Linked DNA regions of Homo sapiens: region 2 is linked to region 1. Evidence: read pairs that join two places in POLR2A ChIA-PET (ENCODE). Cell type or tissue: MCF 10A. All regions are shown on one strand. Each heading gives the region's core, and the rest is flanking DNA. Links, peaks and the distances in the headings are about the cores only.

What was found. Peaks named below come from ENCODE experiments on the same cell type or tissue, not always from the same donor. Only the 100,000 strongest peaks of a DNase experiment are listed, where the experiment ranks them.
Region 2: POLR2A ChIA-PET joins it to region 1 with 5 read pairs; 2 of 35 experiments call an interaction of 5 or more read pairs at or near these places.

What each region holds. Positions count from the first base shown.
Region 1 is chr13:27,194,254-27,197,166 of GRCh38, reverse strand. No RefSeq gene overlaps it. Among named protein-coding and RNA genes, the nearest start is that of USP12-DT, 23 kb to the right of the region's middle. RefSeq lists an enhancer at 1,155-2,354. In MCF 10A, for the core only: no CTCF peak of the experiment used is centred there; DNase peaks (open chromatin) are centred at 1,766 and 2,716.
Region 2 is chr13:27,337,914-27,340,826 of GRCh38, reverse strand. No RefSeq gene overlaps it. Among named protein-coding and RNA genes, the nearest start is that of RASL11A, 69 kb to the right of the region's middle. In MCF 10A, for the core only: a CTCF peak has its summit at 1,334; a DNase peak (open chromatin) is centred at 1,336.

The DNA of each region.
Region 1 (2,913 bases), core at 326-2,825:
AGTGCTCTGGTGCCATCATAGCTCAAGGTAGCCTTGATGTCCTGGGCTCAAGTGATCCTCTTACCTCACCCTCCTGAGTAGCTAGGACTACAGGCATGTGCCACCATGCTCAGCTAATTTTTTAATTTTAATTTTTGTAGAGATGGGGTCTCACTGTGTTGCCCAGGCTGGTCTCAAACTCCTGGTCTCAAGGCATCTGCTCACCTCGGCCTCCAAAAGTTCTGGGATTACAGAGGTGGGCAGATAGCTTGAGCTCAGGAATTTGACACCAGCCTGAGCAACATGGTGAAACCCCGTCTCTACTGAAAATACAAAAACTAGCTGGGCATGGCGGTGCATGCCTGTAGTCCCAGCTACTCGGGAAGCTGAGGTGAGAGGATCACCTGAGCACGGGAGGATGAGGCTGCAGTAAGCCATGATCACACCAGTGCACTCCAGCTTGGGTGACAGAGTGAGACTCTGTCTTTTAAAAAAAACCCAAAAACCAAAAAACAAATGAAAAAACCGAAGCTAACTAAAATATGACATGATTTTGAGCTATGTATTGAATTTGGAAAAATATTCCATTAAATCATGGCAGATTTAATAACATAGAATATGTTCCCTTTTCTATGGGTTTAGTCATATTACTCGTTTCTGCAGTGCACCTATATACAAAACACAAAAGAATCATAGTTAACAGAATGAAGAGGTAAGGACAGTGGCAGAATTGAATAGAAATCAGGGAAGGAGAAGCGAGGTGGGAAGCCCTGTAGATGCCACATGTCCTCATCTTACAGAGTGGCTCTCAGGAGGGCTGAAAAGGGAGAGTGGTTACCCCTGGGGAGTGGGAGAGGAGCAGGCGCTGGGGGAGAGGAGGAAGGAGAGCTCTACTGCAGCCCCTGGCTTCTACAGGCTCCTGGCTTTGGTCTCTAGAGAAGCCAGATTCTCAACTACCACTGCCTGTTTGAGACCCACGGCCCCTGGTCCTAGTTTCTGCCTCATTCAGCTCTCTCTTGTTTCTGGTCCATGTAAATAATTGTCTTGTTTCTGAGCCATGCTATATCTTTTTTGGTTTTCTCTTTGTGTATTAGTTTGACATTGTTGAATGTGTGCAGCAGATGGCATGCATCTTATGGGGCCACCTTGACTGGAAAGCCATTATATTCCTTTTATAATTTAAAAAATGAGATCTTAAAATGCAGAAAGGGCATTCCTTTCTACTGGTAGGATCTCTTCTGCCACATACTGATATTGTTTAGTTATTATTTTCTGTACATCTGCAAAACCAGAGTGTATCTTTCAAATCAATATAGGATCTCTTTTCTGAACTCCAACACATGGTTATTCCATGAGGGAAACTGAGGCACAGAGAAGGAAATCATAGGAGTTCTGGTCGTTCACCCTCCCTCCACCTGTGAATGCCCCTCCCTCCCCGCAAACTCTCAAGCTTTGCTTTAGTGAAGAGCACATTCAAATACCACGGTGGTCAGAGATGCCAATGTATAATCCCCACGTGCTATATGTTTATACCATCTCCTGTATTTTGACAAGCATCCCCTTCAGCACATTTGTCCTTTCAGGTATCTTTAAGTCACTCCTGCTCCCGTTTCCTTCCGTTCAACCCCTAGTGGAGATGACCATACTCCTGGTCATCTTCCTCCTTCTTCTCCTGCTCCTACTCCCTCCTCCTCTGTGCAGAGACCTTTGTATAGCAAGGGATCATTATTTAGTCACCCTCTAGCCATCTCTTTCCCTGGCTGACTCATTCCTTAACAGTGCGTCCTAGGTCTTATTGTTTTGAGCTATTAGTCATCCTGGTGGCTTTTCTTTGAAATCTCCCCAAGTGCCTTCCCTTTCCTTTACGCTGTGGAGGTTGAATGGGACGCACACTCTGCCAAGCATTTCCAGGAGGGCTGAGGACATAATCTAGCTTATGATTCTATAAGACACAATAAGTAAACCATTGACAATTATACCCTAACAAATAAATAAACAAATAAGTCAATCTTGGGGCAGCCTTCCCTGTGTTTGAATATTTTCATTATGTTTCTTGCTCAGAGGCAGTTTGTTATCCACCCAGCTGGGGAATGGAATGCTCCTTTCCTCTCTAATATCCATTCTCTCCTTTGTTTGTGCTAGAACCCCCAGTTATTAGCTAGGCACACGCCCACCCAGAATAAAGACTATTTCCTAGCCTCCTGATTGCTAGACAAGACTATGAGACCAAATTTTGGCCAATGGGATGTTAATGGAAATGTTGGATGTAATAGCTGATAAATATTTTTATTTATTTCTTTATTTTGGAGACAGAATCTTGCTTTTACTGCTCAAGCTGGAGTGCAGTGGTGCCATCAAAGCTCACTGCAGCCTCAACCTCCTGGGATCAAGTGATCCTCCCGCCTCAGCCTCCTGAGTAGCTGGGACCACAGTTGTCAGCCATCATGCCCAACTAATTTTTAAAATTTTCGTAGACACAGAGTCTCCCTACATTGCCCATCCTGGTCTCAGTAACTCCCGGGCTCAATCAGTTCTCCTGCCTCAGCTTCCCAAAGTGCTGGAATTATAGGGGTGAGCCACAAAGGCCAGTCTGTGAAGTGTTTTTAAATGGTAAGGTGTAGGTTCATTTTTGCACCTTCCTCCTCCTCACTGCTTGGAAAAAGGAGATGAGATGGTAGGAGCCAAGCAGACTTCCAGGACCAGGAAGCCGACAGAGCAGGAGGGAGAAAGGAGCCTGAATCCAGGTGATTGTGCAATCTTGGGCTGCCTACTTTCCGGCTTATTTTATGTGTGAGAGAAACTAATTTCTGTATTTCTAAACTGCTGGGGTTTTTGTGTGTATGTGTCTGAGTGTGTGGGCATGGGGTGGGATGGTTATTTGTTTATTTCACGTAGCTAAACCTAATCCTAACTGATTCAATGGCCCTTAGAGAG
Region 2 (2,913 bases), core at 258-2,757, 140 kb before region 1:
CACCGCGTTAGCCAGGATGGTCTCAATCTCCCGACCTCGTGATCCGCCTGCCTCGGCCTCCCAAAGTCCTGGAATTACAGGCATGAGCCACCGCGCCCTGCCGCTGTTGAGCATTTTTTGAAGACAGCTGCTCCTGACTCTGCTGAGCTACAGTCCCCTTATTGACTGACTACCGGACACTCCACTTGGATGTTCCCAGAAGCACTCCAAATTCAACTCGCCCTAAACAAAAGGTATCATCCCTTTCAACCCATTCCCCTGCTGCCCCACCCACCACAGACTATGCAGTCTGCTAAAGGAAACCCAGGGGTCATTGGAGTTCTGGACAATTCCCTCGTATGTATTCAGTGCAACGGCAGGTGCCAAAGCACTTCGTTTCCACCACCTTGGGGTGTGAGGATGCCCTCCCCGCTTCTCCATTCTCTCTGCCAGTGCCCAAGTCCAGACCCTCACCACTTCTCACCTGGATCTGACAGGAGCCTCCTAACTCACCTCCTTTTCAGCCCAGCTCTTTTCCAGGCAACCCTCATATTGCTACTTTGGTTTTTCACTTATTAAAAATATTATGAAGTCTATCATCTCTGTATTAGAAAGTCAACACCAGAGTCACCACCACCCAGGATAACAAATAGAACATTGCTTTTTCCTTAGAGCAGTTCATGCAGGAAGGCAGGTGAGACTGGCAGGCAGAAAGCCAATGAGAGACGCCTGTAGGGAGTGAATGAACCTCCAGAGAAACCAGACTGCCCCAAGAAGGATACTTTTTTTTTCCTTTGGGACAGAGTCTCACTCTGTCACCCAGGCTGAAGTGCAGTGGTGAGATCTTGGCTCACTGCAACCTCTGCCTCCCAGGTTCAAGCAATTCTCGTACCTCAGCCTCTGAGTAGCTGGGATTACAGGTGCGCGCCACCATGCCTGGCTAATTTTTGTATTTTTACTAGAGACAGGGTTTCACCATGTTGCCCAGTCTGGTTTCGAACTCCTGGCCTCAAATGATCTGCCTGCCTCGGCCTCCCAAAGTGCTGGGATTACAGGCATGAGCTACTGTGCCCAGCGACTTTTTTTTTTTTCTAGCTGAAGATATCTCCACACTGGTAGAACACTCATGGAGAGGTGATGGGCCAAAAGCTATACATTCATCCTTTAGCCAGTGGGACACACCATCTCCCCAGGACCTGGAGAAGTTGGGGGCCCTGGCCCAAGGGAATGTTGAGAATGGGTGCAGCCCCTGCCACTGGGAGAGGCAGAGCCAGATGAAGACAACTCTATTGCTTGTCTCCTCATTACCATGCACTAAGCACCCACCATGCACCAAACAGAACAGTAGGGGCGCTATGCGGTTGGCCCTTACCTTCACAACAACCCTTTGAGACATATGGAATTCTTCCTATTTCAATCGCATGAGCCCGAGAGGCAGAGGTTACCGTGAGCTGAGATCGCACCACTGCACTCCAGCCTGGGCAACAGAGTGAGACTCTTTCTCAAAAAAAAAAAAAAAAAAAAAAAAAAAAAAAGCATTTAAAAAAATAATAGTCATTCCTATTTCACAGATGAGGAAATCAAGCTGCTTGTCAAAGGTTAACTGACTTGTAAATGGCAGAGCCAGGATAAAAATCCACGTTGTGTTATACTGTACCCTAATGTAATATTAAGTAAAAAATTAAAAAAATTCCAAAGAAAATAAAATTCAGTGTGTTTTAAACACATATGATTTTCTTAATGATTGATGTACTAGCAAACTATGTCTCCAAGCTGGACCCCTTTCTCTAGCCAGGACACCCACAGTGAAGGTGTTGTCTTGCTTATGGCCACTGAATGGCACAGACAGTGGGGAGAGACCCCTGGCGGTTGCTAGAAGTGAGGATTGCACGGGTTTTGGTTTTTTTTTTTTTTTTTTTTTTTTTTTTTTTAGTGACTGAGTCTCGCTTTATCACCCAGGCAGCGGCACAATTTCGGCTCACTGCAACCTCCGCCTCCCAAGTTCAAGCGATTCTCTGGCCTCAGCCTCCCAAGTAGCTGGGATTACAGGCGCCCGCCACCATGCCCAGCTAATTTTTGTATTTTTAGTAGAGACAGGGTTTCTCCGTGTTGGCCAGGCTGGCATTGCACGGGTTTTGGAAAGACCTTACAAAACTCTGCGAATGTAAAGGTGGTGTGGTGTGTGTGTGTGAGGTGTGAGCGTGCTATGTGTATGTGAGGTGTGGTGTGAGAGTATAGGGATGGGTGATGTGAGTTGTGCATAGTGTATGTGTGTATGATGTGTGGTATATGAGTGTGTGGGGTGTGGGGATGTGGAGGGCATGAGGAGTGTGCTGTGTGTGTGGTGTGGGTGTGAGTGTGCATGTGTTGCATGTGTGATATGTGGTATGTGTGTATGTGGTATGGGATGTGGAGGTGTGAGTATATGTGTGACTGTGTGTGTGTGGTGTGTGATGCATGTATGTAAGTGTGTGTGCATGTGGTGTGACGTATGGGGGCTGAGTGTGTGGTGTGTGTGAGTGCATGGTGTGTGTGCACATGTGTGGTTGTATTGTGGTGGGGGTACAGAGTGTAATGTTCTGTGGGGAGTAGATTAGTGGGACCAGAGTGAGTAGGGCATGGCCTTGACTGCTCTTGAGCCTGAGATATCTCCCAACCCAAGGCTCACCTCAAGAACTCCAGGACCAATCATGTGGGCTTAAAGACTTTGAACTGAGGGAGGGCATCTGAGCCGTAGGGAGAAATCAGAAGCCCCTAAAGCAATCCCCCTACTCACAGTTTATTTGAGACACCCAGGGCCTGTAACTACCCACAATATCAATTCTGAGCACCATCAGCATTCGGGGTGCAAGCTGAGGCTCCGTGGGCCCAAGAAGCTGAGCCCATGGGCCTCAGCCAAAAGGAGCCCCCTACGGGGAGCTCCATTCTCTAGGA